2 separate regions of the Homo sapiens genome follow, and region 1 is linked to region 2. Evidence: read pairs that join two places in POLR2A ChIA-PET (ENCODE). Cell type or tissue: MCF 10A. All regions are shown on one strand. Links, peaks and the distances in the headings refer to the core of each region. The heading gives the core; the rest is flanking DNA.

The links. ChIA-PET counts read pairs that join two places held together with the same protein. Peaks named below come from ENCODE experiments on the same cell type or tissue, not always from the same donor. Only the 100,000 strongest peaks of a DNase experiment are listed, where the experiment ranks them.
Region 1: POLR2A ChIA-PET joins it to region 2 with 8 read pairs; 7 of 35 experiments call an interaction of 5 or more read pairs at or near these places.

What each region holds. Positions count from the first base shown.
Region 1 is chr1:223,719,018-223,733,256 of GRCh38, reverse strand. All of the region lies in intron 2 of CAPN2 (calpain 2), which reads right to left. Among named protein-coding and RNA genes, the nearest start is that of CAPN2, 14 kb to the right of the region's middle. RefSeq lists enhancers at 1,133-1,728, 5,106-5,766, 13,651-14,239. In MCF 10A, for the core only: no CTCF peak of the experiment used is centred there; a DNase peak (open chromatin) is centred at 12,106.
Region 2 is chr1:223,765,446-223,780,423 of GRCh38, reverse strand. It overlaps CAPN2 (calpain 2), which reads right to left. Exons shown (of 21, transcript NM_001748.5): 16 at 13,993-14,057; 17 at 10,515-10,583; 18 at 9,899-9,977; 19 at 8,499-8,615; 20 at 8,185-8,243; 21 at 4,406-5,590. The coding sequence ends at 5,567. It overlaps LOC105373041 (a long non-coding RNA gene), which reads left to right and starts at 5,590. Exons shown (of 2, transcript XR_949167.3): 1 at 5,590-6,156; 2 at 7,338-7,713. TP53BP2 (tumor protein p53 binding protein 2) reads left to right here. Exons shown (of 18, transcript NM_001031685.3): 18 at 1-531. RefSeq lists an enhancer at 7,524-8,179. In MCF 10A, for the core only: no CTCF peak of the experiment used is centred there; DNase peaks (open chromatin) are centred at 8,173 and 8,463.

The DNA of each region.
Region 1 (14,239 bases), core at 10,153-14,152, 52 kb after region 2:
TCTTTCCTTCACAAACAGAAGTGAGGCAGAGTTGGGGAGCCAGGGGAGGGGGAGTGCAGGAGAGGCTGGGCTGAGGCACACCTGAGCTACCTGTGGCTCTGTCACACTATAGTGCAGAGGCTGCTGACAGTCCTGCAGGACAGGAGGTGTGTGGGCAGGTTGGTGCTGGCTGTCACAGTTACACCCAGTGCCTGCACTGGGAAGAATTGCGCTTGGTGAAGTAAAACACGCTGGATACCAGAGCAACCCCCAGGAAATAACTGGGTTTTCTTATTGTTTTCTTTAGTCCCTTTATTTGTAGGCACAGCTGCTTAAAGAAACAAGCTGGCCCCTGATGGTGCCAGAGCTTCTTGACCTCTGCCCAGATACCAGAGGGAGATAAGACCCCCAAAACTGGCAGAAACTGGAACAGGCAACCCCTTGTTACCTTCAGAACTTTACCATGTCATTATAATGCTAACGTCCCCACCTGTAGAAGAAAATCACCATTATTTCTGAACATGTGTCAGAGGCGTGTGAACTAGAGCAACTCCATCTTGAATAAGAGCTGAGTAAAATGAGGCTGAGACCTACTGGGCTGCATTCCCAGACAGTTAAGGCATTCTAAGTCACAGGATGAGATAGGAAGTCGGCACAAGATACAGGTCATAAAGACCTTGCTGATAAAACAGTTGCAGTAAAGAAGCCGGCCAAAACCTACCAAAACCAAGATGGTGACAAGAGTGACCTCTGCTCGTCCTCACTGCTACACTCCCACCAGAGCCATGACAGTTTACAGATGCCATGGCAACATCAGGAAGTTACCCTACGTGATCTAAAAAGAGGAGGCATGAATAATCCACCCCTTGTTTAGCATATAATCAAGAAGTTTAGCATATAATCAAGAAATAACCATAAAAATGGGCAATCATCAGCCCTCAGGGCTGCTCTATGAAGTAGATTTTCTTTTATTCCTTTATTTTCATAATAAATTTGCTTTCACTTTACTGTATGGACTCACCCTGAATTCTTTCTTGAGCGGGATCCAAGAACCCTTTCTTAGTTCTAGATCAGGACCCCTTTCTGGTAACACATCTTGCATTGTATGGAGAGGCATGTTTATGACCTGGGCCTGAGCGTCTAGAGGTCTCCACCCCCACACCGTGACCCCACACCTGCTTACACACCTCCCTGCCCCACACCTATCTCCTTACAACTCCCCAGTTTCCATGGCTCGGGGTGAAGGTGTCTTTAGAGCAAGAGCCCCCTCCTTCTCTTTCTCCTGGTCAGGAATAAAACCCTCTTGCCTTTTTTTCCAACTGAGTGTTCTTTCTTTGCAACTGATACCAAGTAGGGAAAGAACTCAGCTTACCGGTGACACACTCACACACACGTTTCACACACTGGCCAAGGGAGCTCATCTTGGAGGAAGAGCAGGCAGAACACAGAGCTGCTACGGGGCAGCCCAGACTCCCAGATGCCTTCCGCTGCCTCCACATCCCTCACTCCATGCTTCTCGCCTGGGGCCCAGCTTGCCGTGCCTCTGCACACCTCTGTCCTCGCGTAAGTCAACTCTGGAGGACATGTCTCTTTCCCCTCCAATCTAGTCTCAGGCTCCTTGTTGGTGCATTCCTGGCTCCGTGCCAGGCCTGTACTCAGTCTAGAGGAGACTGGCGCTGGTTCTGAGGCAGTGAGCTCACAGCCGGCAGGAGACAGACGTGGAAACTGGTTGTGGATGATGGTGGTGAGCATGAGGCTTTGAGTCTGAACAGGGCAGACTGGGACTGTAGGAGGGCTGGGGTGGGCGAGGAAGGCTTAGAGCGGGGAGCTGGGTGAGGAAGAGCAGGGGCACTTTCAGGGAGAGGGAAGGTCAAGTGCAGAGTCCAGAACAGGCAGGCAGCAGGACGGGCATTGTGGGGCTGGGCATTGGGAACTGGAGAGGGCTGGGGCTAGGCGGATTGGGTTGGATGTCCGGGCCAGCTTAGGAATCTGAACTGGCTCCTAAGGGAATTTAAGCCAAACTTCCTTCTCTTCCTTTCCCCTTCTGCACCAGACCCTCCAAGCATAATAAAATATTTGCCTTTTTCAGAATGAATCACTCCCTGCTTCCTCTTTGTGGGAAACCTTCCTTCCAACTCTCCCTCCTTAATCATCCTTTGGGGTATCTCTCTTAACCCCTTACTGTTCCCCTCCCAGATCCTCACACTGACTCCCAGCTGACTCCCAACATGATCTGAACTTGGAATTAATCCATCCATTTAATAATTTGCCTCCACTACTTCCATAGCTCCCTGAGGACAGGTTTTCTGGCAGCAATGCCCAAAGTGGATTAGATACAAGTATACATGCTCCTTAACTTACAACGGGGTTACATCTGAACAAATCCATCAGAAGTTGAAAATATTGCAAGTCGAAAATGCATTTAATACACCTCAGCCTACTGTAAACTAAAAATCAAAGTCTAAGCCCCTTAACTAACTGAATGGGTGCCCCCTTAGTCAAGGGGATTCCAAGGTAAACCTGAAAAACAAGTTCAGGCCACGATGGGAAGGGAGGTCCGTCATGCCTCATTTTATCCTCCTCCTTTAGGAATTCAGGCACAGCTGACCAGCCTTAACTGAAAACAGAGATCTTAAGACTCACAAAACAGACTCTTCCTAGCAATAAGATACCAAATTCCAACCACACTCTAGTAGAGCATCACATGACAGATAGCAGGCCCTGAAAGAAATCAAAGTATTTTAGCCCAAAATATATTTTTCTGACAGATTTTGAAATGTCTCTGAAAGCTGTCTCTTGTGGGAAAATCTACATTCTATAGCAGGGGTGTCCAATCTTTTGGCTTCCCTGGGCCACACTGGAAGAAGAAGAATTGTCTTGGGCCACACATAAAATACACTGACACTAATGATAGATGATGAGCTAAAAAAAAAAAAAATCTCATAATATTTTGAGAAAGTTCACAAATTTGTGTTGGGCCACATTCAAAGCCATCCTGGGCAGCACGAGGGTTGGACAAGCTTGATGTAGAGAATCACCTTCCCTTCAGGTCTTTTTCTGATCCTGAAGAGATTAGCTGAGCATCTAGTAGCACCTTTTAAAGGTCTGAATAGAAAACATTTGCCATCTATTGCCTTTGAGAGTGGCCCTCTGTGAGACTTCATCTACATAATAAAAACCTTGGTCTCTAACAACTTCTTATCTCAACCCAGGCACACTTTTCAACTGATTTCAGGTTTTCGTTTTTTTTTTTTTTTTTTTTTTTTTGGTTTTTTGGGAGCGAGTCTTGCTCTTGTCTCCTAGGCTGGAGTGCAGTGGTGCAATCCTGGCTCACTGCAACCTTCACTTTCTGGGTTCAAGCGATTCTCCTGCCTCAGCCTCTGAGTAGCTGGGACTACAGGCATACACCGCCATGCCCAGTTAATTTTTGCATTTTTAGTAGAGGCGAGGTTTCACCATGTTGGCCAGGCCAGGCTCGAACTCCTGACCTCAGGTGATCCACCCGCCTTGGCCTCCCAAAGTGCTGGAATTACAGGTGTGAGCCACCGCACCCGGCCTTGATTCCAGGTCTTTAGATAGTAACTTAATGCTTTCAATTAACTGCCAATCAGAAAAATCTCTGAATCCACCTGTGACTCGGAGCCCCCTCCAGCCCCTGTGCCTTCCCCATCCACTTCAAGTTGTCCCGCCTTTCTGGATTGATGTCTGCCTGTAACTTATGTCCTCCTAAAATGTATAAAACCAAGCTGTAAACCAACCACCTTGGGCACAGGTTCTCAGGACCTCCTTGGGCTTTGTCACAGGCTTTGGTCACTCATATTTGGCTCAGAATAAACTCTTTAAATATTTCACAGAATTTGACTATTTTGTTGACACTGCCTAACACCATAGCTTAGCCTAGCCTACCTTAATTGTGCTCAGAACACTTACAGTAGCCTACAGTTGGGCAAAATTATCTAAGGAGGCAAAGCCTGTTTTAAAATAAAATGCTGAACAACTCAATGTAATTTATTGAATACTGTACTGAAAGTGAAAAACAGAATGGTTGTATGGGTACTTCAAGTACAGTTTCTACTAAATGTGTATTGCTTTCATGCCATTGTAAAGCTGAAAAATTGCATGTCAAGCCATTACAATTCTGGGGCCACCTGTAGGCATCCTGAGCCAGACTCCAGGTGAGAACTGAGGCCCGCCTTGGAGTAATGGGGGAATAGAAGAAAATGGCGGCTTGGTGATGAGTTAAGGACCGAGAATGGAGGGACTGGTTGGACACAGAAAGGGAAGAACCTTGTATAGAGAAGGGATTGTGTTTTGCTTTTGTCTTTTTTGCTGAAGTCTCAGCCCACTGCTCTTCCTATAACAGATGCCCAGTAAAGCTGGCTGAATGGAAGCAGAAAGGCAGTTGCTGGCTTGTGCAAGTCAGGGCTCCTGAGCCCCATGGGCATCTCAGAACGCTTGGGGGTGAGTGGAGTCCTGAAGCTGGCACATCAGCCCAGCTTGTGAAGTCCTTCACTACTGTGTACCTTGGGAAGTCCCAGAAAACACATCCTCCCCACCCCGCAAACCATGAAGAGCTAATGTCCAAGCAGCTTGGGTTATTACTGGTAAAGGACAAGAAGGCCATTATTCAAAGGGGAGGAATCGTGGTGTCTTCCAAAAATGGTGGCAACAATGTTTCTGGTTTCACATGTTCTTCCAGAACCCTGCCACTCTCCATCTAGAAGTGGGCTCCATGTCCCTTCTCTTTGATCCTGGGTGAGCCTTCATTGATCTCAATGAATAGGATATGGCAGAAGTGATGCTATGTGACTTCCAAGCCTAGGTCGTAAAGATGAGACAGCTCCCAGGTCTTTCTCTTGGGACATGAGCTGCTGTAAGATGTTCAGCTACCTTCAAGTCCCTGTGATGGGGAGACCACAAAAGAGACAGAGATCCCTGGACCCCTGCTGATCCACCCTTCAGCCCGGGCACCAGACATGTGGTTGAGGGGGCCTACAGATGACTCTGTCCCCATCCCCATCTGATTGCAACCACTTGAGAGAGCGGGAGAGAGTTGCCCAGCTCAGCCCCGTCATCCTTCAGAACCATGAGAGAGAACAAAATGCCTTGTGTTTCAAGCCATTTGTTTTGGGGTGGATTGTTACACACTAGATACAGGTGTGACAAAACAGGGAGCTTGTGCTTGGGAGTCTGAACTGTAACGCATACCAGGGAGCCAGGGATAGTAAGATACACCTGCTAACAGAGTCTCCCACCTGGGGGTGCCAGCAAGAGAATGGAGCCAACACTGAGAAATGCCAGTGTCAGGCCACCCAGCTGCTCTGCAGTTCCCAAGGTACCCTGGACCTGAGATGTTCCCACTGTCTCCCTGCTGATGTGTGGTTTGGAAAGGCACCTGAGCTAGGAAGCTGAGCAGACGGAATGGCCTGCCAGTGGAACCATTCTCCAAGAAGCAGGGAGGGCCCTTCTCCTCCTTTGCTGTGTTCCTCCCAATGCTAGTGGGAAGCTTGAAGCTCCCCTCCCACAGGCTCAAATATCCCAGCAATGCTGCCCTGACCCCGTACATGCAATGTTTTCTCCTTTCCTACAGTATTTACTCATACTTGCGGCTGGATTAGATTGAAGCAATGCTGGAAAGAATATTTAGTTTGTCTTCAGCAACTCACCTACTGATTACCACTGCTATTCCTACCTCCCATCCGGCCACTCCCTTGCACCAGGCTCCCCAAATGGCATTCTGTGTGCCCAGTGACCCCCACAGTACCTCCCCCTTCACTCCTGCTCTGCCAGTGGTTCTCAACTGGGGGCATTCCATGCACCCCCCAACTCCGCCAAGCCCCCAGGGGACATTTGGCAAGGTCTGCAGACATTTTTGAGTGGCACACGGGGGTGTGTGGGTAGAGGCCAAGGATGCAGCTAAACATCCTATAATTCACAGGACAGCCCCCTACAATGAACAATTATCCAGTCAGTTGTGCCAAGGTTGAGAAACCCTGATGGATCTCAAATCGTACCTGTTTTGCGTTATATTTCTTTAGACCTTTTGTTCTTTTGTTTTGCATGCTGACAGCTAGATACACGATAAACAGACCAAGCTACTGAAGACTGCTCCTGGCTAAATTTCACCCTTCCTGAGACAACAGCATTTTAACAATCTCCAGCAGACCTGACACCCTGTCCCAGAGAGACACATCTCTCAAGGTCCTAGGCAGCCCAAGAAGGCGGAGAGCCACATTTTCAGGCAGCTGTGGGTCTTCGCTTTGGAAGGGAGGAGAAGGAACCTCTGAAAAGCCAATTCAGGGCCATCCCTCTGAAACTGGCAGGGAGGGGCTTCTCTAGAGGAAATGCACACCCCGCCAGCGTGCTAGGCCTGCGAGAGGGTAGCTGATGAGTCACCCTGGGCCATCCCTTTGTTACTCATTTCAGAGTCTGGCAGCAGCCCAGAAAAGGATACCCCCAAAGTGGAATTCCCCATGCATGTACAATCATCCTTCATTTGTATCAGGGGCTGGGAGGGGAGGGGGCAGATCCTCCATTTTACTCATGCCCCACCCTTATTAACAAGAAGTCTTCAGCCTCCTTCCCTAAACTGCACACACATCAGAACTGTGAGCCACAGCCAGTGATCCAAACCACGTGTCCCAGGCCTTTCCTTTCCCTTCTCCCTGCCCTATCTGCCAGAAGGGAGGCCCTAAAAGGGAGGATGGGAGGGAGGCGAGGGTGCTGGGGCTTGACATTCACTCTTCCTCTCTCTAGTCCCTTGCCTGTCTCAGCCGTGCCCTGGACCAGAAGGACATAACCTGTTGCATGTTTTGTCGTTTTTGTGTCCCTGTTCCCTGCAGCCCTGACCCTCCTGGGCCATCGCCCCCACGGTCACTAGTCAATATCAGAGTTTTTATCTCCAGTACCCCAGCAGAGGTGGCTGCTCCTTCCTGATGGCTGCCCTCCCCCCAGGCGCAGGCAAACCCACCCTCTTCCTCCCCATCCCTGCTCTCATCACAGACCCCACAGAAGAAGGGAGGAGGAGGTGGAACCTTGCCCTCGGCTGCCAATTCCTGTCTTAAATTCCTGCTCTTCAGGAACTCTCCTTTCTTAGCTCCTGGAGGAAGCCCAAAGACAGTATCTATTTTCCTGACTTCCTGAGGGGATTCACAAAGCTGAACTACTAGTCTTGCTTGGGCTGGGGTAGCAAAATACAGGAGAAACATCATCCTGAGAATGGGCCCAACAAGAATGAACGTGGGAAACTTTCTCACTCGGATCCTGGTCTCCCGAGAGACGGAGGAAACCCACGAGGCCCTGGGTTCCAGTGGCACCTTTCTGTCACATAGTCTTAAAGTTCCCTGCATTGTAGGAAAAGAAAAAGAAAGGACGCAAACATCGTCATTGTTCCCATTTCGCAGATGGGTGAGTGGAAACTTATGGCTAGAGATCACAAGGTACTGGAAGCACGTGTATGTGCTGGGATAGGAGAGAGTCCACGTTCCTTGGCACTGAAGGGCCTCTGGCCCTTTGTGGGAAACATCAGGAGGCCATGACCATTGTGTGACCAAAGAAAATTACAGCAGGAAACTCCTCTGAGTTTCCGGACCTTCCCCCTGGGACACCACCTCCTCTGTCATACCCCTCTCCAAAACTTAGGTGGCCGCCAATGTCAAGTGCTAAAGCTGGGACCCAGTCGGGTATTCAAGATGTGCCACAATGTGTCTCCACCTCAGCGACGCGACCTCATTTGACAGTACTCCCCTCCAGCTGTACTGTCCCCAAAGAGAACGTGCAATCTGCATGGATTAAACCTTTACTATGTACCAGCCTCTGGAGCTCTGAGCTTTATATGTCTATTATTTCATTTCATCTTTACAGTCCTCTGAGGTAGACACAATTTTTTTTTTTTTGAGATGAAGTCTCGCTCTATTGCCCAGGATGGAGTGCAGTGGTGCGATCATGGCTCACTGCAACCTCCACCTCTCAGGTTCAAGCGATTCTCCTGCCTCAGCCTCCTGAGTAGCTGGGACTACAAGTGCATGCCACCACGCCCGGCTAATTGTTTGTATTTCATATTGTAGTTTTGTAGAGATGGGTTTTCACCGTGTTAGCCAGGATGGTCTTGATAGTAGGCACTATTATTATCTTCATTTCACGGATGAGGAAACTGAGGTGTGAAGAGGATAGTGATCCACTCAAAATGACAGAGCCAGTATGTGGCAGAATAAGAGGCCAGTCCCTAACTGCCAGACACCAAGTCCTCATTCGCTACCCTGATATTTACAGATGTTTATTGATGTAGGTTTAGCTGTTTGTTTTGAGACAAGGTCTCACTCCATCACCCAGGCTAGAATGTCATGGTGCAATCACGACTCACTGCAGCCTTGACCTCCTGGGCTCAAAGTGATCCTCCCACCTCAGCCTCCCAAGTAGCTGGAACTACAGGTGCACACCACCATGCCCAGCTAATTAAAAAAATTTTTTTTTGTGGAAATGGGTTCTCATTATGTTGCTTGGCTGGTCTTGAACTCCTGGGCTGAAGGGACCCTCCCACCTCAGCCTCCCAAAGTGTTGGGATTACAGGCATGGGCCACCATGCCCTGCCTGTTTATTGACGTCTGTGCATTGTTTGGCTCTGATGTGAATACTATCCCGCTTTGGAGAGTAAAGGCTGAGAGGCTGGATTCCAGAGCGCAACAGTCTGCTGCTGTGCAGTGCAGCAGCCACAAGGAACATGTGGCTATTTACATTTAAATTAAATAAAATTACAAATTCAGTTTCTCAGTTGCATGAGTCATATTTCAAGTGCTCCACAGCCACACAGGGCTAGTGCTGCTGTTTGGAGCAGTGCAGATATACACGGTTTCCATCATCACTAGAAGCTCTATGGGACAGGGGTGGTCTAGAAGTGGCCTCACTGCACACCTGCTGGCCAGGCCACCTCCTCCTGGGGCTCAATCATCCAGACAGTGTTGCTAGCCAGGACCCCAACAGACCTCATGGAACCCACGGTCCTTCATTTCTCAAATCCCCAGATGAGTGTCCCTTGGCTGGTCTTCTTGGGGACTGGTGCTGAACAAGGTGGAGATATAATTCCTCACAAACACCAGTCCAGCTAAAGCCAGATGTGTGAGGGTGCAGGGGGCTGTCGAGGAAGGTAACATTCTAAAGTCACAGAATGTCAGAAGTAGTGGGGCATCAGGAAAATCTGTTCCAACCTTCTAATCTCAGAGACAAGATAAGACAACTATGGCCGTATAGGGGCGTGGTCTGGCTCCTGGCCACAGGAAGCTGGTGGAAAATCTAAAGAGGCACCCAAACAGGCAAAGAGTCACCCCTGGATCCAGAGGCCCATGGGGAGCAGGCTGGAGCCCTGGAATCCCACTTTGCACGCCCTGTGGCTTTGCAGGAAAGTATATGGGAAATGGGGGATTCTTGAAGGGGGTCCCACTGCTCCTATTCCTGGAGAGGGGGCAGGGAGAGCTAAGGAGAGATTTGTTCTTCAGGCATCTGATGTAGCTGGAGACCGTGGGTACCATGGCCAAAGCTGAGGCAGCCAGGGTGGGACAGGGGCCTCCAAGCAACACAGCAGTGTTAGCAGTTCACCTGGACCTGTTGATGAGCTGTCTTAGATGCACGAAGGCAAGAGATGTCTCATCTCGTCTCTAAGATCTTAGATCTTAAGTGCAGAGGGAAGGCAGCTGGGAGTGTGGACGGCAGCCACAAGGGAGAAAAGTGCAAGAGCATTTACAACCAGAAGAGAAGCCGAGGGGACATGATGGCCCATGGACAATGTAGCCATGGACAGTGCCCTGGGAGGCTGGTAAGGGGGGTGCTGGGACTGGTGGTGAAGAGATCATTTTTAAGAAAAAGAATGGATTTACTTTCTCCATCAAACCAGCCAACATCTATTTGCTAGTCTTTAAACATTTTAACTACATGGGTACTTATTTATTTACTTTTTGAGATAAGTTTTCCCTCTGTTGCCCAGGCTGGAGTGCAGTGGCTCCAGAACCAGGCTGGAGTGCACGGCTCACAGCAGCTTCTACCTCCTGGGCTCAAGTGATCCTCCTGCTTCAGCCTCCCGAGTAGCTGGGACGACAGGCATGTGCCACCAAGCCCAGGTAATTTTTTTGTAGAGACAGAGTTTTGCTATGTTGCCCAAGCTGGTCCCAAACTCGGGTTCAAGCGATCCTCTTGCCCCAGCCTCCCAAAGTGCTGGGATTACAGGTGTGAGCCACTGCATACTTATTAAAAAGGCACCACAAATTCCAATAGACAGGCATCTTACAAAATCTCTGATCAATATTCCCCAAAACTGTCAAGGTCATCAAAATTAAGGAAAGACTTGAGAGACTGTCACAGCCCAGAGGAGCCGAAGGAGACTTGGCAACTAAATGAAACGTGGGGTCCTGGATGGGATCCCGGAATAGAGAAAGAACCTTAGGGGAAAACTAAGAGAATCTGCATAAAGCATGGACTTTAATAATACTGCATCAATGCTGATTCATTATAACACGTGTACCACACTGATGTAACATGTTAATAATAGGGGAAACTGGGTATGAGGTATCTGGAACTTCCTGTATTATCATCTCAGCTTTTCTATAAACCTAACACTGTTCTTAAAAAAAAGTCTATTAACATTTTTAAAGGTACCTATTATAAAAATGCATTTTTAAATTTATAATTTAAAAATTATTTGCCAGGTGTGGTGACTCGCACCTGTAATCCCAGCACTTGGGAGGATAAGGCAGAAGGATTGCTTGAGCCCAGGAACTTGAGACCAGCCTGGGCAACACAGTGAGACCCCATCTCCACACAGACACACACAAAAATTAGCCAGGTGAGGTGGTGCGTGCCTGTAGTCCTGGCTACTTGGAAGGCTGAGGTGGGAGGATTGCTTGAGCCCAGGAGGTCGAGGCTGCAGTGAGCTATGGTTTTGTTACTGCACTTTAGTCTGGGCAACAGAGCAAGACCCTGTCTCAAAAAAAAAAAAAAAAAAAAAAAAGAAAGAAAGAAAAAGAAAGAAAGGAAAAGAAATAAAAATTATTTAAAACACTTAAATATTCAATTTTTAAAATTGAGGAATGCACATCTGACCCCTTTGTGTTCATTTTCTCCCCATATGTTTCTCCTTCTGAGTTTCAATCTGTGTGTTACCCAAACACAGGCCACAAGTTTGTCTCTCCTCGTTTTGGCATTTCCACCCTTAGATTATGAAATTTTCAAGGACAAGGATCTGGTTTCCAACCCAACTTATTTTCTTCTCCTCCTTTTCTCTTCCTCCACCATCCTCTTTTTCTTCGGCAATTTGGCAAAAGGACTTTTCACATAACTGGAATCAGTAATGATAATCCTGGTCCCTTGAATTTGTCTGGGATTCTATAGTGTGCCAAGTGTGTTTGCCTGTATAAATCTCACTTTTCTCCACAGCCCTGGGAAGGGATCCTTATCATTATTCCCATTTCACAGAAGAAGAAACTGAGGCTCAGAGGGGTTGGGTCCAAATAAGTGGCTAATGAGTGGTAGAAGGAACAGGACTGGAAAATTCCCCATCTGGCTTGCCTTTCCCATTGGTCTTGTCCCTTCCCCACTCTCTGCTGAGCTAGGCTGTGGGGTGGGGCACCCTGTAGCTAAACACCTCCCAGTGGGTGCTCTGGGGGTCCATGTGACATCTTGAGAAGGAGGCAGGTTGACCCACCTCTGAGGGGCCCAGGGAACATTTGCTGGGTTACAATGAAATGGGGGTGTGCTGTTTCAACAGCCTTGGCAGCCTTGGGCTCTACCCCAGGAAATCAGAGGCCTGCAAGGTGACCTATGCCTTCCTGGCTGGGGTAGCTGCCTTCATCCGTGAGCTGTGAGGCTGTGGGGAAAGCTCAGTGGTGACCCAGTGCAAAGTAAAGCATCAGAGGTAGGAGCAGCTCAGCCTTGGAGTTTCCTGGGTCCTTGGGAGCCATTTCAAGTGGCAAGCACCTGTAAGAATGTGGTTATTACCCCACGATTTCAGAGCCATATTTAGCTGCAGGGTCAGCCAGTGGAGGCTCCAGCTGGGTCTCCAGCCCTTCCTCCAGAAGGGCAGATTTTTCTCTGCTGAATCAATTCTTACACAACTATATTCTGCAATGGAGATGGCTCTTGGTGAGAGCAGCTCTGTAAACATGGTTTAAATGACTTTGGTGAAGCTTGGAAGCTGAGCCTTCTGGGAAGGAGCGTGGGTGTTTGTGGATTAAACATTGCTGGGCAGCACAGTAAACAGGGCAGGGCGTTGCAAAGTGCACAAGTCTAAGAATGTCACCTGCCCAAGTTCCCTGGGGGAACTGAGTAAGGCTCAGGGTAGAAAGCGCAGGTAGAGAAGATGAATTTTGCTGAGAATGGTTCCTCAGCACAGCACTATGGCAAATTGGAGGGAGCATGGGTTAGGAAGAGTGTAGGATTCAAAATCAGACCAGGGTTCAATCCTTTGGCAATTACTAGCTGTGTGGCTTTACACTTACTCTCCCGTCTCTGTGGCTCAGTTTTTTTTTATCTGTACAGTGAGGTGAGAATATTTACTTTAGATTTGGGATGAGTACATGAAATACTGTAGTGAAAAAATGCTCTATGAATTGCATACTGTTATGCAGGTGATGGGTACTGTTATTACTCCTTCTGTGTGTAATAAAAGAATGATCTTGGCTGGGCGCAGTGGCTCACGCCTGTAATCCCAGCACTTTGGGAGGCCGAGGTGGGTGGATCACTTGAGCTCAGAAGTTCAAGACCAGCCTGCGCAACATGGCAAGACCCGGTCTATACAAAAAAATACAAAAATTAGCCAGGTGTGGTGGCGTGTGCCTGTAGTCCCAGGTACTCAGAAGGCTGAGGTGGGAGGATCACTCGAGCCCAGGAGGCCAAGGCTGCAGTGAGCCAAGATCCTGCCAGTGCACTCCAGCCCTGGGGAACAGAGTGAGACCCTGTCAAAAAAAAAAAAAAAAAAAGAGAGAAAGAGAGAAAATAAGGATGATCTTGTAGTGCTCTAACCCTCTAGCACAAGGAATGAGGAGTAGCTGGTTAGAAACCCGGGAATGGCTTTAGAATAGCTGAATACAAACTCATAGGGGGTGTCTGAGGTCACTCCATTTACCCTCCTTCCTTCTCCGTTTTTGGAAGAGACGGAGGTTCCAGATGGAAGTTCCAGGTAATTACTTGCCCAGTCTTCGGACTACCAACAGAGCTGAGTCTAGGCTCATATCTCTGGCCATGTCACAGAGTGTCACTGCCATGGCCTCTGTTCCTGGTGCTTGTGAGGCTGTTGGGATTTGGTGAAGGTCAAGGCCCCATCAGCACCCGCTGGCCAGGTGCCAGAATCAGGGTGAGAGTACAGTATACCACATTTCACAGATTGTGATCTAACTAGAGTCCTCCAAAATAAAAGGCTGAAAGAACAAAATGACCAATACTGCATTATACGCGCGCGCGCGCACACACACACACACACACACACACACGCACACACCCCTGAGAAATTACAGACTAGCTACTAAGAAATTTTTAAAAGGTTTACATTTCACCTGGTTTATAATTCCCCTGGGAGGGAAATTTCTCCCAGGAATGTTAACCTTTGCTATCTCCTCTCCAATTGGCCCAGTGGTATTTACACAGGACTTAAATCATGTATTTGTTGCTTACACTTTGGCACTTAAGGTGTTGTTAAACTCTGAAGCAGATGTTAGGCAGTTGCTGTGTTTGTTTCTGGATTCTCTCTCTTTTTTTTTGAGATGGGGTCTCTCTCTGTCACCCCGGCTGAAGTGCAGTGGTGCCATCTCTACTCACTGCAACCTCTGCCTCCTGGGTTCAAGCAATTCTCCTGCCTCAGCCTTCTGAGTAGCTGGGATTACAGGCACCCACCACCACGTCCAGCTAATTTTTTTGTATTTTTAGTAGAGACAGGGTTTGACCATGTTGGCCAGGCTGGTCTCTAACTCCTGACCTCAGGTGATCTGCCTGCCTCGGCCTCCCAAAGTGCTGGGATTACAGATGTGAGCCACTGCGCCGGCTGTTTCTGGATTCTCTAAAGCCCCCGGGGTTGGTCAAAGTTTCCATCAATTCCATTTTCTCTAATGAATAGATTTTCCTGGAGGATCCGCCTTGGGTGCTCAAGGACCTCTATCTTCTGTCTTTTGTGGGGCGAGAAGAAAAGAAATGAAAGGAGTGTTTTCTGCAGGTAAGAATGTGCTCTGGCATCTCAGGAATCTGCAGAGCCTGAGCTCAGACAAACTTTCCCGCCCAGCTCATG
Region 2 (14,978 bases), core at 5,799-9,798:
CGGCACCAGCAGGCCCTTGGGGGGCTCACCTGAAGGCTCGAAGGCACTGCACACTTGTATATTGTCAGTGAAGAACTGTTAGTTGGTTGTCAGTGAACAATAACTTTATTATATGAGTTTTTGTAGCATCTTAAGAATTATACATATGTTTGAAATATTGAAACTAAGCTACGGTACCAGTAATTAGATGTAGAATCTTGTTTGTAGGCTGAATTTTAATCTGTATTTATTGTCTTTTGTATCTCAGAAATTAGAAACTTGCTACAGACTTACCCGTAATATTTGTCAAGATCATAGCTGACTTTAAAAACAGTTGTAATAAACTTTTTGATGCTAGCTGTTTACTGGTTTTTGTTTTTGATGTCATAAATAGACCTTGTTTAATAGTCACAAGCCGTTGGGATATCATACCCAGCTGAAAAAGAACAAACTGCTTAACATAAGTATATGTATCGTAATAAGAGTTTTTTACCAGCTAAGTGATTCAATGTAAGTGGTTTTTAAAATAAAATACTGTAGAGATCATGGTGATAGAAGCCTACTTTACATTTTACCTAGAGCCTCTAATAGACTGTTTTAGTGTCCTCATTGATTTATGGGGTGAAAACTTATATAGGCAAAATCTCCACATCATTTTATTAATATGTTAATAGGTTTGTGAATTGTTTCCAAACCCATTTGCTTAGTGGAACTACTTTAGTAGAAGATACAAATGAAAAACCATGGTCACTCTTCCTTACACATTTTTATGAGTAGCTAAATTCTAGCAAGGAAGGTAGATGAAAGAACATAATTTTGAGAATAACACTTTTGAGAGTAACGGAGAAGGAGTGACAACATAAACTAAACATCCGAAGACGTGTGGTAGGCAGAATTCTAAAGATGCCCTGCACCCCCATCCCTGTCTCCTGGTTATTCCTTGTATCACTAATGTAGGTACAATAAGTCCTTACTTAACATCATCATTAGGTTCTTGGAAACTGTGACTTTATTTTTCTTTTCTTTCCTTCCTTTTCTTTTTTTTTTGGGAGACAGGGTCTTGTCATGCTGCCCGGGCTGGTCTCTGATGCCTGGCCTCCAGTGGTCCTCCTACCTAGGCCTCCCAAAGCGTTGGGATTACAGGTGTGAGCCACTGCACCTGGCCAAAACTCAAAGTGAAAAGGTGTGTAACAAAACCATTTCTTTTTCTCATCAGTGTTCTAATGGTACAACATGAAGTGATGTTATTCGAGGACCTGCTGTTTCTGGTTGGTTGGTTTTACATCATTTTGCTCTAATTTGCAGTTACCAAGAACCTATCCGTGATGCTAGGTTTTGACGACTTACTGTACTGCTTTGAAGGACTTTTAAGATTTAAGTAAGTTTACGAATCAGTTGACCTTAAAATAGGGTGTTTAGCCTAGATTGTCCTGGTGGGCCACCGTAATCACAAGATCCCTTCACGGCAGGAGAGGAAGGCAGGAGGGCTGAGGCAGGAGGGTGGGCGGGGCAGGTGGGTGGGCAGTAAGACTTGGAGTGTGAAGACTTGACCTGCTGTCATTGGCTTTAAAGATGAAGAGGATCATGGAATGTGGGGGTCAGGGAACATGGAAGCTGAGAAAGACCCCCGGCTGGCCCATCCAGGAGATGGGGACTTCAGTCCTGATGGCCACATGGAACTGAACTCTGCTAACCTGAGTGGGCCTGGCTGGAAATGAATCCTCCCCAGGTCTCCAGAAGGAATGCATTAGTCCAATGAGACCAGCGTTGGACTTCTCATCTACAGAATTGTGAGATAATGGCTATTTTTTTAGGCCACTAAATTTGTCTTAATTTGTTACAACTACAGGAAACAACATGGATTCTAGTCCTGGGCTGTCGTACTTACCCATCAGGTGACCTTGCCAAGGACACCCGACCTCCCTGAGCCTTGTTCCCTCATCTGCGGAGTTTAATGCCATTGCCTTGGCATGCTTCCGAGTTGTTGAGGAAAACCTAAGTTCTGTGCATGAAGGTACTTGGCAAACTAAAGAATTACACAGATGTATGAACAGAGAAGATGTGAAAATTAGGGAACTGTGATCCCAGTTTTATATTCCTTAATTCTAAACTGAGAACATCATTGTTGTTAGTCTTTCTGTTCTTTAGTTTGTTTTATTATTAAAGTAAGTATCCTTATATCAAAGCTCCTTATAGAAATAGTACAGAAAAAGATTATGAAAGAGGGAGGGAAAAAGACCACTCTGGAGGTACCATTCACACTTGGGCCTATTTCTTTGTAGTCTTATCTATGATTTTTTTCTCTTTATATAGTTGAGAGCTTATTGTTTAAGCAATTCTGCATTCTCCTATATTATACTTGATATTGTATCATAAATATTAACATGAAAAAAATTTTTTTTTTGAGCCAGGGTCTCATTCTGTCACCTAGGCTGGAGTGTAGTGGCGCGATGTCAGCTCATGGCAACCTCCACCTCCTGGGTTCAAATGATTCTCATCTCAGCCTCCTGAGTAGCTGGGATTACAGGCCTGCGCCACCACACCCGGCTAATTTTTGTATTTTTATTAGAGACGGGGTTTTGCCATGTTGGCCAGGCTGGCCTTGAACTCCTGACCTCAAGTGATTCACTTGCCTCAGCCTCCCAAAGTGCTGGGATTACAGGTGTGAGCCACCATGCCTGGCCTATTAACATGAATTTTAATGGCTTCCTAATATTCCATCATGTCATTGAATCATTTGTCTAATGTTGAACAATTCTTGTGTATTGATGCTATAGTCATGTTTTTATGGTAGCACAGTTTTTAGGTCTTTACAGAATAAAAGGGAAGAAAGCAGGTGGGGAACAGACCATGCTAAAGGGGAGAGTATGCAAACCAGCTGTGCGCCTTCTAACGGCAGTGGAGCCACTGGGGATGTGGAGATTGTCACATGAATGGAGACGGAGTTAGCCAGAGAAGCAGACCTGAAGGAAACCAAAGGAATGTGGGTTCTCAGGAGAATCGTAAATGGTGTTAAAGGCAGCAGAAAGGTCCAGGGAGATAATGGCTGGTAGATGTTTATAGGATTTGGCATTAGGAGGTAACTGGTGATCATAAAAAGCAGCAGCAAAGAGAGGTAGGTGACTAGCCAGACTGTAGTGGGTGGAAAATGAATTGAGATCCAGTGTGGACAGCTTCTCCGGAAGCAGAAGCTTGGCTCTGGAGGAAGGAGAGGCCGCAGCAGGGGAGGTAAGAGTATTGAGTATACTTTAGGATGTGGTAGGTATTTATATATGTTTACATGCTGTGAGGGAAGAGCTGTGGAAAGAAAAACAGGAGAGGGGAAGAGAGAGAGAGAGAGGAGTTAATTGATAGAGGGCTGACTGACTGATGGGCCTGAGACTGCAATTCAGAGCAGAGACCCAGGAGGGAAGAAGTAGTGAGGGTTGGTGGCGGCGGGGGGGCGGGGGGTGGTGAGTTCGTACAGGCTCAGAAAGTTGAGCTTTACTTTGCTTATCATCTATTTGCGTATCTATCTATTTTTGCCCGCTGTAAAACAGGCATTAGCAAACGTTACACTAGATGGGAAAACTCAGGATGCTTGGTAATCTCTATTCCCTTTTCTTGTTCAGTCTTTTCTAAATTTGCTCTGATAAGCATATACCTTATTTATTTAATGTTATCTCAGAGACTAGGTCAGTCCCACAGATGAAAGTGCACCAGGAGATGCAGGGCCGTCAGCACAGTAGTCCAGGTTTGGAATGGCCTCTGCGGATGGGAGGGGCCTCCTTCCTGCTCCACTGTGTACCTCGTCTCTGGAGACCACTCTCTTCCTCAGAATCGAAAGCTGATCCCTCCTGCCTTTCACTCCCACCCCCTCCCAGCCTGGACCCTGGGGTCCTGTGTTGCAACCACTTCAGTCCCCACTGTCCATTCCCTTGTCCCCTGATCCTTCAGCTACCCTTCCCTTGCCCACCTCCAATCTTGAGTCAGTCCAAACATCTCCCACATCTTTCCTGCCACCTGTGCAGCTGGACAGAGAAATCACCGATGCGAGGAGGTTGGGACTCCTGCACTCTCATGGCCACCAGCCTCCCCTTTGCCCTCAAAATCCACTCAGCAAGCAAGAGAACTTCAACTCATTTGAGCCGAGTTTGGGAAATCCATTGTCTCACCTTGTTCAGGAAATATTAGGATGGCATTTGCCTATCATCTCAAGTCATCTTGAGGAAATGATTCATCAAGAACCACAAGCACCAGACCAGTGACTTCATCTGCATGTTTTCTCAGCTCCCTTGCTTGTACCTACCCCAGGAGGAGCTGGCCAAGGTCGAGCAGGGAACTTCCTGAGAGGCACATACGTCTCTGTGCTGCCTAACAGCAGATCAGCAAGCAGTAGAAATTAGAGCTTCCCTTATGTTATGGTCAGATTATCAAAGTTTCTGAATTGGATTTTAAAAAATTTTATAGTTCCACATTTTAATTATAGGCAAGGTGTCTTTTCCTTTGAATACATGAATTTACAGAGGCAGCATACCTTGTTAAAGTAGAAACAAGCTATAATTGTGTGCTCATAAACCGTCCTGTGGGGCTGCCCTCCAGGAAGGAAAACATGGCATGGTGTGATTGCATGGGGTAACCCTTTATTTTTATTTAACAGTACATTTGGAAGAAGATAAGGCAACAAGGCAAAATTTCTATAATGTTGCTAGCATTTTCCCAAGGTAAAGCCAGGAAACAAACTTGTGTCCTTTCTATAAGAACTTCTAAGTGATGTCCCCTCTAACTCCATGGACAGACACTAGTGGTGGTGAAGTTCATAAAGTTTTGAGGTGGCAAACAGCTTATTTTGTCCTTTATCATAATTGGTTTACAAATTGGATGCCTGGTTTTGGCATACTGGTTCAGTTGATCAAGCGCAGGATCCCTTTGGTCTTTGTAAGACCAGATGTATAAGGCCGAATAGGGTCAAGAACTTGATTGTAAGGAGAACGATTTACTATTACCAATCAATATTCTACAAAACCTGTCTCTTGTTTAACCCAAGCGACAGAGGTGAGTCTTCTCTCCTGGACTCTCCAGATGCCTTGACAAGATTACTTCATGATATACCATGTTTCCCAGTTGGCTCATGGGAAATGGTAATCTTGGACTGTTGTTTGGTAGAATCAACAGCTGCATTTTAAACTTGAAGTTGCTTTAAATATTCCCTGCCAAGGGCCTCGTGTCCTTTGAGAGCGACTCAATGTTTTTGCTCAGCTGTTAAATACCTCCCTGCATTTTTTTTTCCTGATTTAATATTGCTATGAACAGGAAAGTGTGTAAAAGTAAAAAGTGTATACTATTTACAGATTTAAAGCTTTCTTTGACCTTGTCAAGGGTTAAGCGACTCATTTGCATTTAGTATAATGATATGCAAATCTTTTACTTTGATGTGTGAAACTTCTGCTATCTCAAATTGACAGTATCATTATTTTCAGCTATGATCATCCGTTTAAGTAAATGTTCCCATAATTTTGAGGTCCAGATACAAAGTGTATTTCTATGGAAGCTTAGTCCTTGGCTGATTTTCCATCATGAGAAGTCTTCAGGCAGATTAGTTATAACTTCAAAGTACTGAGAAACAGAGCCACTGTGAGGAAGGAAAAAAAAAAGTCAGCTCAGTGACCACTTTTAAAATTAAAGGCTATTTAAGTACCTGTAGATTGTTCCAAAAAACTTGTACTGGAAAAGCTGATTGAGGGCTACAATATCAGTGCACTAACTCATATTTTTCTTACCTGATTTCTAGAGTCTAGCTTTTAACAGGTCAGTAGTCTGTGTGATTTGCATTAAGTGGCCATGAATCATATTACAGGGTTGATTGCACACATGAAAAGTGAAATTCACACAACAGAAATTAGCATTTTCACATCTCTGCCTCAGAGTATCACATCAGAAGTTAGTTTGGGATGTGGATATCCCTGCAACCAATGGTGTTCAGCATTGGTTCTAAGTTGTAGTGATACGGAAACTTTAAATCAGATTGATTCAACTGGTCTGGGATACAGACAGGACACCAGCACTTTGGCAAAGCTCCCCATGTGATGGAATCTGCAGCCAAGGTTGAAATCCCTGCAGACTGAACGGAGAGCTTCTGAACATGGCTCATCCTTGCAAAGACTACGAGAAGCGAGGATCTCCAGGAACCTGCAAAAGGTAAGGCTTAGGAGTGGCAGGAAAAGCCAGTGGGTAAGAAGATGCTTCTCGGAGGAGATGCGGAGGGAGTGGACTGAGCAGGCAGGCCAGGTGGACCCTGGAGTGGGGGTGGGTGGCTGGGGTAGAATAGGATATCCAGCAAGAATGACAGGCTAGGATTTCCAGAACTTAACATGTGGCATGTTTCGTGTCACAGTTGTGTTGACTCTACTATTTATTTCATTTTAAATTTTTTGAGACAGGGCCTTGCTCTGTCACCCAAGATGGAATGTAGTGGGGAGATCATGGCTCACTGCGGCCTTGACTTCTGGGCTCAGGTGTTCCTCCCACCTTAGCCTCCTGGGTAGCTGGGTCTACAGGCACGCACCACCATGCCTGGCTCATTTTTTTATTTTTTATTTATTTTTTTCTGAGACAGGGTTTTGCTCTTGTTGCCTAGGCTGGAGTGCAGTGGCACCATCTCAGTTCACTGCAACCTCTACCTCCTAGGTTCATGTGATTCTCCTGCCTCAGCCTCCAGAGTAACGTATTTACAGGCACCTGCCACCACGCCCAGCTAATTTTTTTTTTAGATGCAGTTTTGCTCTTGTTGCCCAGGCTGGATGGAGTACAATGGTGCAATCTCAGCTCGCCGCAACCTCCGCCTCCCGGGTTCAAGCAATCCTTTCGCTTCAGCCTCCCGAGTAGCTGGGATTAACAGGCATGTGTCACCACGCCTGGCTAATTTTGTATTTTTAGTAGAGATGGGGTTTCTCCATGTTACTCAGGCTGGTCTCGAACTCCCAACCTCAGGTGATTCGCCCGCCTTGGCCTCCCAAAGTGCTAGGATTATAGATGTGAGCCACCGCGCCCAGCCCTAATTTTTGTATTTTCAGTAGAGACGCGGTTTCACCATGTTGGCCAGGCTGGTCTTGAGCTCCTGACCTCAGGTGATCCACCTGCCTTGGCCTCCCAAAGTGATGGGATTACAGGCATGAACCACTGCGGCCAGCCTAATTTTTTATTTTTTTAGAGATGGGGTTGACTCTACATTGCAATCTAGGGGTAGAGATATTTCCTAGGATATGTAAAGTTTTAAGCAAGTTAGTGTTATTTGTAACCAGATAGACTATATTTTCACTTTGCTAATACAATGCATAATAGCAGAATGAGACAGTTATTTAGTTGCTGCCTTCCTCCAGAGTTCAAAATCCATGGAAAAGAGCTGCCAGTGCCTTAGACCTGCCCTCCTCACCACTTCACTCCTCTGTTACACGGACAGGACTGACAACTGCCATTCTCACCCAGTGTCAGCCACTTCGCCCGGCCCTCTGTGGCCTTCCCTGAGTATAGAGGAAATGCTGACTGGAGCCAGGTGATAATGGAAGTATACCCCACCTGGCTTCTTTCTTTCAGTGAGAGAACTTCCTGTCATTGGGATGACACGAGAACATTTTACGCTTTGCTTTTTGTGAAATTAGCATACCCACTTAATTCAGATTGATGATCATTTCAGAGATGTGTATTGCTAGGGTTCCAGACACATGAGTGCAATAACAATAATAAATGGCAAACGTATTTACTAGTATTGGTTTTATCTTAAACGGGGAGGGAGTAGAGAAAACTAATTTGCTTAAAGTATTTTAAGTAGATCCACTCTAAGAATGATGGATCTTCCCAAAACCCAACTTGAATTTCAGCTGAAGGATTTCTTTATATAAACATGTTCTCCCTTGCATGCTAATCAGGAGTTCATTTTTCTAAGCATGATCCTGCAGCCACTCCTTAGTTTAACCTTGAGCTACACTCAAGTCAAAGCTCATGAGAAGAGGGAGCCAGGCGTGCATTTTGGACTTGAGAATAGGTGGTTGGAAAACAACTGCAAGTAAAAGTGCATTGTGGGATCTTACAACCGGTTACAGGCCTGGCCCCGACAGACCAAGAGCTCTTTAAAGCAAAACTTGAAAAAGCAGATCACTCAAGTAACAGCCCTTTCCGCCCCATGCCTCCCCCATCCCCTTAGAAGCAAGGCGGGGCCTGCTGACTCACAGAGATAAGGTCGAGCTCTATTGTTCCAGTATTCTCGGGATCCAGCTGCTTAAATATCTCTGTGGAGGGAGAAAAAGAGGGTGTCACAAGTGAGTGAGCTGAAACAGATCACATTATCCTCTTTTCAGTTCAGCAACTGACTTCACTGACCACCATACATGCTTTCTTCCTCACCCTCAAATTAGTAAAGAGGGAATTTCATTCTCAACTCCTGGAAGACATGTCTCTAGTTTAGATGATTTCACCGAGGTGAAAGGCAGGCCACTTTAATACCAAGAGAACTGAAATGAGTCATTCCCCAAATATCCACTTACTGAATAGCGTTTCCAGCCGAACCAAACACCGAACAAAATTATCAAAATCGATGATGAGCTGGTCATCTGCAAACCGAGCAACGATGACTTGGTGGAGTTGACAGGGCATCTTGAAACCTGAAGTTACATGAACAAACAAACTCATTGCTAAGCATTAGATTGTTCCATTTAGCTGCGCTCACAGGCTATGAAACTAATGTGGTGATTTAAATGAGGTATAATTGCTTTTGTCCCTTGGCTGCTCTTCTGTGAGACTGGTTTGATTTTGCAAAGCCAGTACCTTCTGCTGTTTCTTTTGTTTTTGAACTGTCCACCTTCACCCTGCCTGTGTCCTTTGCTGACACATAAGTGTTTTCTTGCCTGTTTCTGTTCTCATGGTCACAGTTGCTTCATGTTGTTAACCATGCTGCTGCTGTTTGATTTTTTGTTTAGCTCTCAATCGTCTTGAAGATCAGATTCTTCCTGGATATATGTGAGCAGAAGCTTTCCTGGTAAACTCATAGTAGTTCTCTCTCCTTCCAGAGTAAAATAATTTTTATTGAGCCTATGGCCACCTAGCATCAAGACTGCATGTCCCAGCTTCCTTGCAGTCAACAGAGGCCTTGTGATCAGAGTCTGGCTGGTGGGATGTGTGACCGGAAATGGCCTGTGTGCCCTTAAAGGCAAGGGGCCCTTCTTCTGTCAACCTGTTGGTGGCATGTGTTTGTGGTGGCAGGCTGTCCCAGGTCCCTTGGATGAGGGTGACCCTTGAAGGTCCGGTGGGCATCATGGATGGGGGGAGGCTGGGGGAAGCGTGATCAGATAGTGACATGGTAGGATAGTAGGAGGCACCGTCCTAGCCGTGGACTGCTGGAGCTGGGATTGCTATACGACAGAAAGACATACCTCGTATAAACCAATGTTGTGTGGGGTCTCTGCAGCAGCATTATATTCCAGCAAATAGAATGAACAGCCTCATGCTGACACATTTGTTCCCAAAGCCCAGCAGTCTCCTGCTTTGCTGGTCTACCACTCGCTTGTGTCCTTTTATTGATATCCAATTCTGCTAGGGTCTTACCCTAAGGGCTGAGCTGAGACATTTGATTTCTGCCTAACCAACCCTGCACCAGAAAGGAAGCACCTGGAGGAGGCTGTTGAGACCTGGCTTTGCCTGCTTACTGTGCCAGGCGGCTCCAAAGGAAACTTGGATTCAAGAAGGCACAGAGGGCAGAGCATCCTACTGCATTTAATTTTACCAATTAGTCTTTGAAAGGGGAATGAAAAGGAGGTGTCTGTATTAAACCAGCACCTACTTTATTTTATAGCTTTACCAAATCTTGTGTTATATGGTATAAGATGAGTGTTCACATATTCTACAGACAGATTAAACTAGGAACGAAAATGCAGTTATAAAGGGTTACCTGCTTCTTCTAATGCCTTCCGCATTTCATAGGAATTCATGGTACCAGACCTGTCAACGTCGATTTCTCGGTAAATTTTCTGGAACACATAAGTTAGCTGTAAGAACTATGACCCAAAGCAAAGCTGGCAAGTTACCTCCCTAGTATGTGCTGAGTGGGGATGAAGTTTTTCCAGCTCTGTGCCTCTAGTTTGGCCGTGGAAGAATCACTTATGTTTCTGCCTTAAATAACTAATAGTATTTTGCTTCTGTCTGTGAGCTGGTTTGTAAATATGCCCATCAAATCAGCCAGCCAACGCCCATAGGTCCATGTTCTTGTCTTATATAATTTTTGTACTTTAGCTGTCAAAAACCCTTTTCAGGAAACCCTTGATGGTGGCCTTTAGATGATCCCAATAATCAGGAGGAAGGGAATAGGCCATTTCACCTGCGAAGTCCTGGTTGGTTTTTTGTTTGCATTTCCTCAGCCCCATCTTTACTCACTCTGAGCTTCATTATGGGTAAAATCCCAATCCCCTTGGAAATGTTTCTCCACTCTGTGCAGGAGTTGCTGCATCTTAAAGCATATGAACAGAATGTTTCCCAACACAGATCCACCCGCATCTCTGGGATCTTACTTGGTATTTTTGAATCTTCGTCCAGAGAATGTAGAACTCCTTCAGCCCCAGCTTGCCACTCCCGTCCGACTGCCTTCAGTCAAGGAAAGCCCTTGAGTGTGGGTCCATTTGCACATAGTGTCACCTAGTTTGTCTTCTCAACTGGATCTTTTGAATATCATAGCATATACACAAGGAGGGTTTGCAGAAGGATCCTTTTCCTGCTTTTCCCACTGGCTAAACCTCCATTTAAAGGATTGGAGGAAGGGCGAGAAAGACCTGCTGGCTCCCTGCCGAATCTGGTTGCTGTTTTGATCTAGGGGTGCTGTGGAGGCCCCAGATACTACTAAAAATGAGGTATTGGATGACATGCAGAGGGCTTTGGATGGCTTCTAGTGGCTAGGCCCTTGCTGTTTTTTTTAAAGTATGTGGAGTATATCTAAGAGGCCTTTGGTGAAGGGAGCTAGCAGGTGTACACCATGAATCCACTAGATAAAACTTCACAGAAGTGGCCAGGCATGGTGGCTCACACCTCTAATCCCAGCACTTTGGGAGGCCAAGGTGGGCAGATCACCTGTGGTCAGGAATTCGACACCAGCCTGGCCAACACGGTGAAACCCTGTCTCTACTAAAAATAGAAAAATCAGCTGGGCATGGTGGCGCGCACCTGTAGTCCTAGCTACTAGGGAGGCTGGAGGGGGGAGAATCACCTGAACCTGGGAGGCGGAGGTTCGAGTGAGCTGAGATCATGCCACTGCCCTCCAGCCTGGGTGACACAGTGAGACCCCGTCTCAAAAAACCAACCAACCAACTAAACAAACAAACAGAAAAAACTTCACAGAAGCTTAGGCTGCCCCTTACCACCACTTCTCACTAAGCATTGGAAACAAGGGGGAAATGGATGACTAGTTTGCCTTGGGGAAAGGTGGGTGGCCTGGGAAGGAGCTAGAGCAAAAGGGAAGTAGGATCCTCATGAAAGTAGCCCTTATCTAAATCAAGAAGACGATCTTATCCAACTTACAAGGGATGTGAAGGACCTCTTCAAGGAGAACTACAAACCACTGCTCAAGGAAATAAAAGAGGATACAAACAAATGGAAGAACATTCCATGCTCATGGGTAGGAAGAATCAATATTGTGAAAATGGCCATACTGCCCAAGGTAATTTACAGATTCAATGCCATCCCCATCAAGCTACCAATGACTTTCTTCACAGAATTGGAAAAAACTACTTTAAAGTTCATATGGAACCAAAAAAGAGCCCGCATCGCCAAGTCAATCCTGAGCCAAAAGAACAAAGCTGGAGGCATCACACTACCTGACTTCAAACTATACTACAAGGCTACAGTAACCAAAACAGCATGGTACTGGTACCAAAACAGATATAGATCAATGGAACAGAACAGAGCCCTCAGAAATAACGCCGTATCTACAACTATCTGATCTTTGATAAACCTGAGAAAAACAAGCAATGGGGAAAGGATTCCCTATTTAATAAATGGTGCTGGGAAAACTGGCTAGCCATATGTAGAAAGCTGAAACTGGATCCCTTCCTTACACCTTATACAAAAATCAATTCAAGATGGATTAAAGACTTAAACGTTAGACCTAAAACCATCAAAACCCTAGAAGAAAACCTAGGCATTACCATTCAGGACATAGGCATGGGCAAGGACTTCATGTCTAAAACACCAAAAGCAATGGCAACAAAAGCCAAAATTGACAAATGGGATCTAATTAAACTAAAGAGCTTCTGCACAGCAAAAGAAACTACCATCAGAGTGAACAGGCAACCTACAAAATGGGAGAAAATTTTCGCAACCTGCTTATCTGACAAAGGGCTAATATCCAGAATCTACAATGAACTCCAACAAATTTACAAGAAAAAAACAAACAACCCCATCAAAAAGTGGGCAAAGGACATGAACAGACACTTCTCAAAAGAAGACATTTATGCAGCCAAAAAACACATGAAAAAATGCTCACCATCACTGGCCATCAGAGAAATGCAAATCAAAACCATAATGAGATACCATCTCACACCAGTTAGAATGGCAATCATTAAAAAGTCAGGAAACAACAGGTGCTGGAGAGGATGTGGAGAAATAGGAACACTTTTACACTGTTGGTGGGACTGTAAACTAGTTCAACCATTGTGGAAGTCAGTGTGGCGATTCCTCAGGGATCTAGAACTAGAAATATCATTTGACCCAGCCATCCCATTACTGGGTATATACCCAAAGGACTATAAATCATGCTGCTATAAAGACACATGCACACGTATGTTTATTGCGGCATTATTCACAATAGCAAAGACTTGGAACCAACCCAAATGTCCAACAACGATAGACTGGATTAAGAAAATGTGGCTCATATACACCATGGAATACTATGCAGCCATAAAAAATGATGAGTTCATGTCCTTTGTAGGGACATGGATGAAATTGGAAATCATCATTCTCAGTAAACTATCGCAAGAACAAAAAACCAAACACCGCATATTCTCACTCATAGGTGGGAATTGAACAATGAGAACACATGGACACAGGAAGGGGAACATCACACTCTGGGGACTGTTGTGGGGTGGGGGGAGGGGGGAGGGATGGCATTGGGAGATATACCTAATGCTAGATGACGAGTTAGTGGGTGCAAAGCACCAGCATGGCACATGTATACATATGTAACTAACCTGCACATTGTGCACATGTACCCTAAAACTTAAAGTATAATAATAAAAAATAAATAAATAAATAAATAAAGAAGACGACGATCTTGATCAGACAAAACAGATTCACATCAGAAATACTGTGGTTAGGGAATATTTTCCTAGAGGAAGTAATGGAAACACATCACTGAGGAAACAAATTCGAGCTGCTTTGTGCAAAGAAGTGATGGGCATATTGTCAGGAATTTCCCGCACCAGCCCCAGGAATGGACTGGTGGGCCTACATTCTTTTTCTTTTTTTTTTTTTGGCGATGAGTCACGCTCTGTCACCCAGGCTGGAGTGCAGTGGCGCGATCTCAGCTCACTGCAACCTCCGCCTCCCAGGTTCAAGTGATTCTCCTGCCTCAGCCTCCTGAGTAGCTGGGATTACAGGTGCCCGCCACCACACCCAGCTAATTTTTGTATTTTTAGTAGAGACAAGGTTTCACCATGTTGGTCAGGCTGGTCTCGAACTCCTGACCTCGTGAGTCAGGAGGCCCACCTTGGCCTTCCAAAGTGCTGGGATTACAGGCATGAGCCACCGCCCGCCATGGGCCTGCATTCTAAGCCTTTCAGGGTAGGTGGGAGGGGGGGTGTAGCATTTGCTTTCCCTCATCAGAGGGTTCTCGCATTTCCCTAGTAAGGGAGGTCAGCGCTGCTGACTGTCCGACAGCAACTCAGCAAGTTGGGAACAACTGGCTATTTTGAAAAGGGAGAAGGCCATGTGTTTGAATCTTTCTGGAGTGAGATTTTAAACTCCCCCAGTCTCTATTCCCTGGAGCACATTAAAGGATACATCTAGCATGTCAACCATAATTTTGCATGTCTCGATGCTGAAGCCATCTGACTTGATATCTTGGCCTAAAAGACAAAATCAGTGTGACAGGAAAAATCTCTGAGCGGTGATGTCCAACTGAACTTTCCACAATCATGGAGATATTCTTTATCTGTGCCCTTCACATACAGAAGCCACTTCCATTATATTAAATAGCCACATGTGGCTAGTGACTACCAGACTGGGACAGTGCAGATGATGTCCACATTGTCCTGATGTCTCTGTATATTTGCCGTGGGCAAACAGGGCTTTAAAAAGTGCTTTTTGAACAAATAAATAACAGAATGATCAATGGTTGGGCCTTAGGTGCCCACAGGATATAAAGTCACCTGTAGTTGTTGGGCAGGGAAAAAGAAAACAGAGAGCAGGTGTGTTAATTCTAGGCTATGACCCGTGAGAGAAAGAGGTTTACTTGAACTGTCCATCTGCAGACATTTATGGACTGTGTCCCCAGCTGACTGAGAAACCTGAGGAACTGGGATCGATCCACGAGCTATTTGTGCTGCACTAAGTGAGTCCTGTCCACTTGGTGTTTGGCAGGTGGCATGAGACCCTCCCTAGTCACCAATGTGAACCTGGCTCCCCACAGACTTCACGAAAAGCCCAGCCTTTTTGTTATGTCCCCGAAAGAGGTTAGAGCCTGACCTGCCTCAAAGCTGCCACTCTGGGCACCAACCCCTTAGATGGTCATAAGGCTCTGGCCCAGCAGCTGTGCATGCAGACTCTGGTGTGGAGCCCTCCAGAAGGCTGGAGTCAGCAGGCAGCTAGGGGTAGGGTAGTAAGCTCAGAGGCACGCGCGGAGCGAATGCTGCTCCCCCAGCAAGGAGCGGGCTGAATCCAGGCAAGGCCCGCTTCTTCCCCACCTCCCAGCCCCACCCTCCATCTGTGCAGAAACAATGAGGCTTTAGTCTCCTCAGCTCATGAGGACTGCATATCTGAAGAGCTCT